2 separate regions of the Homo sapiens genome follow, and region 2 is linked to region 1. Evidence: chromatin contacts called from ENCODE Hi-C or POLR2A ChIA-PET data. All regions are on one chromosome and are shown on one strand. The core of a region is the stretch at or near the end of the contact, and the rest is flanking DNA. Distances in the headings are between cores, read along the strand shown.

Evidence for each region. A loop is a pair of places that touch in the nucleus more often than their neighbours do. ChIA-PET counts read pairs that join two places held with the same protein, here RNA polymerase II (POLR2A). Pooled maps may share reads with other maps.
Region 2: a loop to region 1 is called in a pooled map, with 2.3 times the contacts of the local background. The contact joins two enhancer-like sites. A Hi-C loop is called at or near these places in 14 of 168 maps with a recorded cell type or tissue (CD14-positive monocyte, Caco-2, Calu3 and 11 more), 3 of 37 single-sample maps with no recorded cell type and 23 of 50 pooled maps. POLR2A ChIA-PET finds 5 or more read pairs at or near these places in 2 of 52 experiments (H1 and MCF 10A).

What each region holds. Positions count from the first base shown.
Region 1 is chr5:68,341,639-68,345,037 of GRCh38, forward strand. No RefSeq gene overlaps it. Among named protein-coding and RNA genes, the nearest start is that of PIK3R1, 130 kb to the left of the region's middle. Within about 2 kb of position 1,938, at least 13 of the 41 ENCODE cell types and tissues checked have a DNase peak (open chromatin) inside an H3K27ac peak, as active enhancers do; they include mammary epithelial cell and natural killer cell, where a contact is called at or near this core.
Region 2 is chr5:68,273,777-68,276,919 of GRCh38, forward strand. It overlaps PIK3R1 (phosphoinositide-3-kinase regulatory subunit 1), which reads left to right. Exons shown (of 16, transcript NM_181523.3): 4 at 163-237. Among named protein-coding and RNA genes, the nearest start is that of PIK3R1, 60 kb to the left of the region's middle. RefSeq lists an enhancer at 1,386-1,435. Within about 2 kb of position 1,760, at least 5 of the 41 ENCODE cell types and tissues checked have a DNase peak (open chromatin) inside an H3K27ac peak, as active enhancers do; they include mammary epithelial cell and natural killer cell, where a contact is called at or near this core.

The sequences.
Region 1 (3,399 bases), core at 688-3,187:
AGGAGAACACAGATTGCAACCAAGTTGTGATTGGCAAAAATGGCCCCAATGCAAGGTAGAATATGGTCTCTCTCCCGTGTGGTTCACCCCACGCACACTGACAACCCACTTCTTTAACATTTAAACAAGGGAAATGACGATGACCAGGCCAAGGTAAAGTCCTGGGAACCAGAGGTATGGATTTTTTTGGAAGCAGGGTGTTTTAAAGGTAATGGGCTTTGCACTAGAGAACTCTGTGTCCTTTGAAGGATGAGGGGCCATAGAAGGAAGAGGAAATGGATTGTGGACACCTCCCATAAGTCAGATACACAAACACACAGGACTCTTCCAGGAGAAGGGGTAAGGGCCAGGGAAGAGCCACTCTCCATTTTCTCCCCAGTGCCCTGGATACTGTGATGAAGAGAAAAAAAACAATGCCTCATCTTAATCCCAAATCCACTTCCAGATACTTATTTAACTTTGAAAAAAATATCCTTACCTCTTTGAGGTTCATTTTTCTCATCAACAAAATGCAGATTATATATATATTTTTTATCTTGCAGGTTAATTGTGAGTAACCAAATTGCATAATTTATATGAAAGTGCTCTGTAAACTCTAACATGCCATTCATGTTTGTTCTGAAGGAGTTTAGGAAATACCACCCCAAATATGCTGCTTTGGTGTGCTGATGACTTCAAATTGAGGGCATTTGGGGAACAGCTAGTGCAAGAAGGGGCTTTCTCTAAACTTCCCTTATCTGCTTAAAGACAGATCCTTTGGAAGAACTCAGTCGTCATGAATCCCCAACAAACCCCACTCAGCCTGCCCACTACTGCCCTTGAATCTCATCTACCACCCATTCCTCTTTCCCTCAAATCATTTACTCTTCCCTAAGTTACCTACATTCTGTCTCCCCTACAACGAGCCCATGTAGATTTCTAGATCTCATTGGGTTTTGCAAATATCCCCTTTTCTTTTCTGGGATGCCGCCATGTACATAATAAATTTGTCTGCCTGTTCTCCTGTTAATGTGATTGCTGTCAACGTATTTTATAGACGCAGTTATCAAATTCTCAGAGGGTAAAGGGAAAGTCTTTTCTCCTCTGCAGTTCTTATTATGAAAAAAATCTATTATTTAATAAACCAGAATGTATAACTCCTATTCCACATCTGATAATAAAGGTTTGAGGTGTCATTTTCATTATTGCTCACAGCTTCTAACACAATGTCATAACCCTAGTTGGATCCTCAGAATATGTTACCAGCCAATACTGATAATCCTCTCATATGCTATTCTTTTCAACACTCCAAAGAAACATTCTGCTCTGTTAATAGTTCTAGGCCAGGAGCTTGGTGTTTGAGAATACTTTCCAGAGAAGAAAATATTTCAGAAGACCTGACATCATTAAAAACCTTCTCCAATCGCCTACTCTTAGTCTCTTCAGTCAGAAGGAGCCCTACCTTGGAAGAGGTAGCTCTGAATTGGAATGGTCAGAGGAGAACAAAAATGTGTGGTCTGGGGGATGCACTGTCAGCCAAGAAACCTTTTAAGGCATCTGCTTCCAATGGAGAACCCAATCTGGGATTCTGATGCCAATCTGGGACCAGCCCTGTGATGCCTAGAGTGTGCAAATCTTGGCACTGTAGGCCCTCATCCACTTAGCTAAACAATGAAGTATCCCAGAGAAATGGGTTTTTACCTGGTTTCAGAGACTCATCGCCCCCGCCCCCCAACTCCCACCCACTGCCCACCACTTCTCCATTCATGGGGCTTGGGCCAGAAGGGGTAGGGATCTATGACAATCTGATCTGGTTCTCAACCCCCGCAGAAAAGTCCATCCGAGGTGGTGCAGCATAGTTCATTGTGCCACCTGACCCTGAATAATGAGCTCAAGCCAGCTCCTTTTCAGATCAGAATGTTCTCGAGAAAAGGCTTTCCCTTTGCCAGGGAGTGACTGGCTGCCTGACTAGAGCTAGAGATAACTCCTGGCAACTGTGAAGGCTGATGAGTCACCAGAGAGGTTTCCAACCTATTCTTATACCCTGAGAACAGCAGTGATCACTGATTTGCATCAGCACACCTCTATTTTGGGTAGGTCTTTCTTGGAGTCGGGGTTTCCTGTAGTGTGCCATGAGTTCTCGGTCTCTCTTGACATCCCCTCCTCTCAGATTTGGCAACCTGGGCCTGTTGAGTTGCCTTAGCAACACTAGTTACTGATGTCAGAAAGGGCAGGGACTCACAAACCAAGTTTTAAGTAATCACTTTCTTATTCAAGTTGCTCAGATTCTCATCAATGGGATAATAGAATTAAATGATGTTGACAACTAGGCATTATGCCTGGGGTGTAGTAAAGGCTCTATCAATGGTAGTTCCTTTTCCCTTCCCTATTATGGAGGTCAAACGTTTGAAAAAAATCCAGTGGCACTTGCACTTCTGTTCTTCTATCTGCTAATGGTGGCAGGTTGTCATAAAACGATGTGCTCAGCTGGGATTAGGCTCTTGCTATTCAAAGTATAGTCCATGGAACAGCAGCGTCTGTTGGAAATGCAGAATAGGCAGCCCTATCCCAGACCCACTGAATCCAAATCTGCATTTTAATAAGATCTTGGGTGATGTATATGAATGTTAATGTTTAGGAAGCACCAAGCTAAGCCACTTGGGTGAGTCTAACCAGAGCTCCAAAAGGAGCAACCCATGGTTACAGGAGTTGGCGCGAAACTAAGTAAAGTACCAAACACTGTGCTACTAGTGTTCCACAGGGCAAAGAAAGAAGGGCCTCTTAAGGTAACCTTCCCTCATTCATTAGGAGCCTCAGACAAGTAATATGATGCCATGCCACTTGACTGACCATCGTTGGCATAACTGATTGAATAGAACAATGAATGCCCAACCAGAGCCCTGACAGGCACCATGGATATCTGGCAGGCTCTGTGCAGCAAGAGGAGGTTGATCCATTGCACTAACGCAGCAGATAGAGTTTGAACTCGCTGAGTCATCACAGATGCCTAGAAGCCATGTCCTTGTTTTAATGACACACCTACAGAAACCACAAAACTGTTTGAAGCAGTATCAACTCAGTGAGAAAATGAACACGGGCCCAAGAAAAGATAAAGGAGAAGCATGGACTGGGAAGAAATAAAGGAAAAGGGTCAAAATGTTGTGGGCAAGATTGCCTATCTTTCTTAAAAACTGAAGATTTAATTTCCTTTTACATTACAACTGCTTTTAATTTGCAGGATGTCACTCCCATTTTCTCAATGGTTTTCCTAATTATCATTCAGCTCATAAGATGCTTTCTCACCCATGCACAGAAACTCAGCCTCATTGTGTGGGGGAAGGCACAGATCTGGCTGCTGATGTCATCAAGCAACACTCTTCAGACAACACTGTGAAGAAAGACTTACTATTGTTCAGATGT
Region 2 (3,143 bases), core at 510-3,009, 68 kb before region 1:
ATGCCAGGTAAGATTAATAGTAGGAGTTGACTTCCAAGAATATTTGGTACACATCTAGAACAGATACTGGATGGAAACTGGAATGTCTCTGGCAGCAGCCTCACAGGTTCTCCAGAGAGCTGTGTTTTGCATACATGGTCTGTGGTCTGTTTTGTGTCCTAGGTCTGGAATGTTCAACTCTATACAGAACACAGAGCTCCAGCAACCTGGCAGAATTACGACAGCTTCTTGATTGTGGTGAGTGTCACAGAGCTAGAAATGCAAATGGGAAAGACAGGTCTTGGCTTTCTGTTTCAGGTAATGCACACACACAAAATTGAATTTAATCTATGCAGTGTTCTAAATTTAAAGGGAACTCAAATCATGTACAGTTCTCCCTGCCCTGTTATGGTAACAGTGCAAACCTTTGAAATTTTTCTCCTGAGTTGGGCTGCAAGTGTGTGCACGCCTCCCTGCAGGCATGTTGGTCATCATCATAGCCATCAGGCCCTGGGTCCTGCAGAGGAGAGAAACCACCTCTTGGTGTTTCTCTCGCTCTGTGTATCTACCATCTTTCCTTGACCCTGAATTTGGCTACATCTAATTCATCTGAATCAATTAAAAAATATTTTTAAGCCTATGTCACTTAAGAAATGTCTCTTCTGACATCCTTTTTCTTTTATTACCTTTCCCTTCCATTTTCCTTTTCCGTTTCCCTTTCTTTCTGGCTTGCCTTCTTTCTTTTTTTGTGTTGAGTGCATTAAGTAACATCACGATATTGTTATGTTCAGTGGTGTGCTGATAAACCAACTCTCTAGGAAGAAAAAGGCCCTGGTTTGTAGCATCTGCCCATTTTTGTGGCATGAATATTCCCACCGGGGCTTATTTCAAGCTAACCAACATGATGTCACTGGATGTGGAATTGGGAAGAATTGAGGACAGTTTGTTAAATAACACTAATTAATTTAGCCAAGAGGGCTTTAGTACCCCAAACACCCACTCCCTCCTTTGGCATAGATGAAAAACTACAAATCAATTTACTTGCCAGCATTCCAGCAAGTCATCTTCTTATAAATCTTTCAAGATCCTTCATTCCCTCATAACGCTTAAAAAAATTATATACTGCCTCACATCATTTTAACTGAAATTAGGTGTTTAAGCCAAAAAGAGTGAAACTCAGTTTTGGACTCCGTCAGAGGTATAATTGTACAAAGAATGCCCACATGACAGTAAATGAGAATTTGAAGCATGAGGCAGTTTCAAAATGAGGCAACTTCTGAGACTTTTAGAAAAGAGGTTTTTTTGGAGAAAAGGAGGAGACTAGACCTTTATCAGTATCAGTAAATTCTTACACTTGAAATGTTCTGACCAGATGTTTCAAAAGTTAAAAAAATGTTTAACTCCATTTTTCCTTTGTACATGGAAATCAGTTGCATGCGAACAGAGCATATCCTCTTTGCTGCTCTGCCTCCTGCACTTCCCACAGAGCAGGTCATTAGAAGTTAACATGCAGAACACTCAAGGTGAAAAGGCTTGTTTTTCGGTGTTTCTGACAGCTTTATCAGGGCTTTAAGGAAACGCTGAATTTTGTCCTTAGCCAATTGAAATGAAGACACATGTTTGGGTCAGAAAATTGGTCAAATTATGAACACGTTTAGTCACAGGAAGAGTTTAGACATCAGAGCCCGATGAAGTGGAAGTTATTTGAGAAATAGTGGTTAGGTTTATAATGTGATCAACACAAAATGATGCAGTTTAGTTATTTAAAAAAAAAAAAAAACTCTTCACACCACTCGTGAGATAGAGTCAACAACCAAGATTCACGTCAATGGTACATTTTGACCAACAGGTTTCCTTCCCCAGTGAGATCAAAACACATAGAAAACTGGTTTCATTTGGAGTCTGTGCTAAAAAAAAGTGAAATTTGTGCCCCACCCCAAAAAATATAAATAAATAAATGATGTCCAAACTTGGGAGTGGATCTGCCAGATCTGTTTCCAACTCAAAGATTTTTCAATACATAAAAACATTGTATAATATCCTGGAGGAAGCTCCAAAATAGTCACTTACACCTAAAAAAAAAAATTATGGCTTTTAACTAACCTTGTGAATTACCAGTCTTTGAAAAGGACAGACATGGCAGACAATAGCCCACTTTTATTAGCACCTGTTATGCTAGTTCATCCATACATTAACTTTGTGATGTATGTCCTAGTAACTTTAACTCACCAGAAAAGAAAGCTGACCCTCAGGTAAATAATTTCTTTCACATTTTTCAGTGCCTTAGTGGCTAATTTTTCTGACTCCAAAAGTCCTTGATTTTTTTCTCTTTTTTAATTTTGCCCTAAAATGAATTGTTTCTTTGTCTCATGCAAGTTTTAATGATTCAGATTTTCACCTGACAGTTTTTGGTTTCATTTAACCTAATTCAGGCTTTCTTAGCCTTGGTACTATTGACATTTTAGGCTGGATAATTCTTTGCTGGAAGAGTGGGAGCTTGTCCCGTGCATTGTGGGAAGCTTAGCCACATCCCTAACCTCTACCCATGAGGTGCCAGCAGCATTCTCCCCCAGTTGTGACAATCAGAAATGTCTCCAGACATTGCCAGATGGCTCATGGCAGAGGGCAGGATCCCACTCCCACTGGGAACCACTAACCTAGGGAGAGACCTAAGGAAGAGGAGACTCCATTCCAGGGGGAGGGAGGGAGGAGTGAAGGGTTGGAGAGTTTACTGGGTACCTGTCATGAGTAGACTCAGTGAAAAGTGAGGTAGGAGAGAATGCAAACACCTCCAACCCAGACCTAAAGATTATGTAGCTCTTCAAAAGTCATCGCATGACAGGTAGGAATAGCTAATGGAAGAGCACGTTAGGCCAGTTTCAATGCAGAAAAGGATTCTTAGAGAGCAGAAGTCAGATAAATAGAACAGACTTTGTCACTAGCTCTAGTAGAATTTGACATAAGGTAAGGTTACCCAAAGACCTGCATAGGATAATTTTATTCATATACTATGAAAGTTCTTTTGATATACCTCATGTGTTGGAAAAGGGCTTTGATGAATTAACTTCACTTGTGGATTGAGCCTTCTAGTTCAATCCACAAACATTTAACACGTTGTATGTGCTGGACACTGAGGGATGCCAGAAGAGCAGGTGACAGCCACA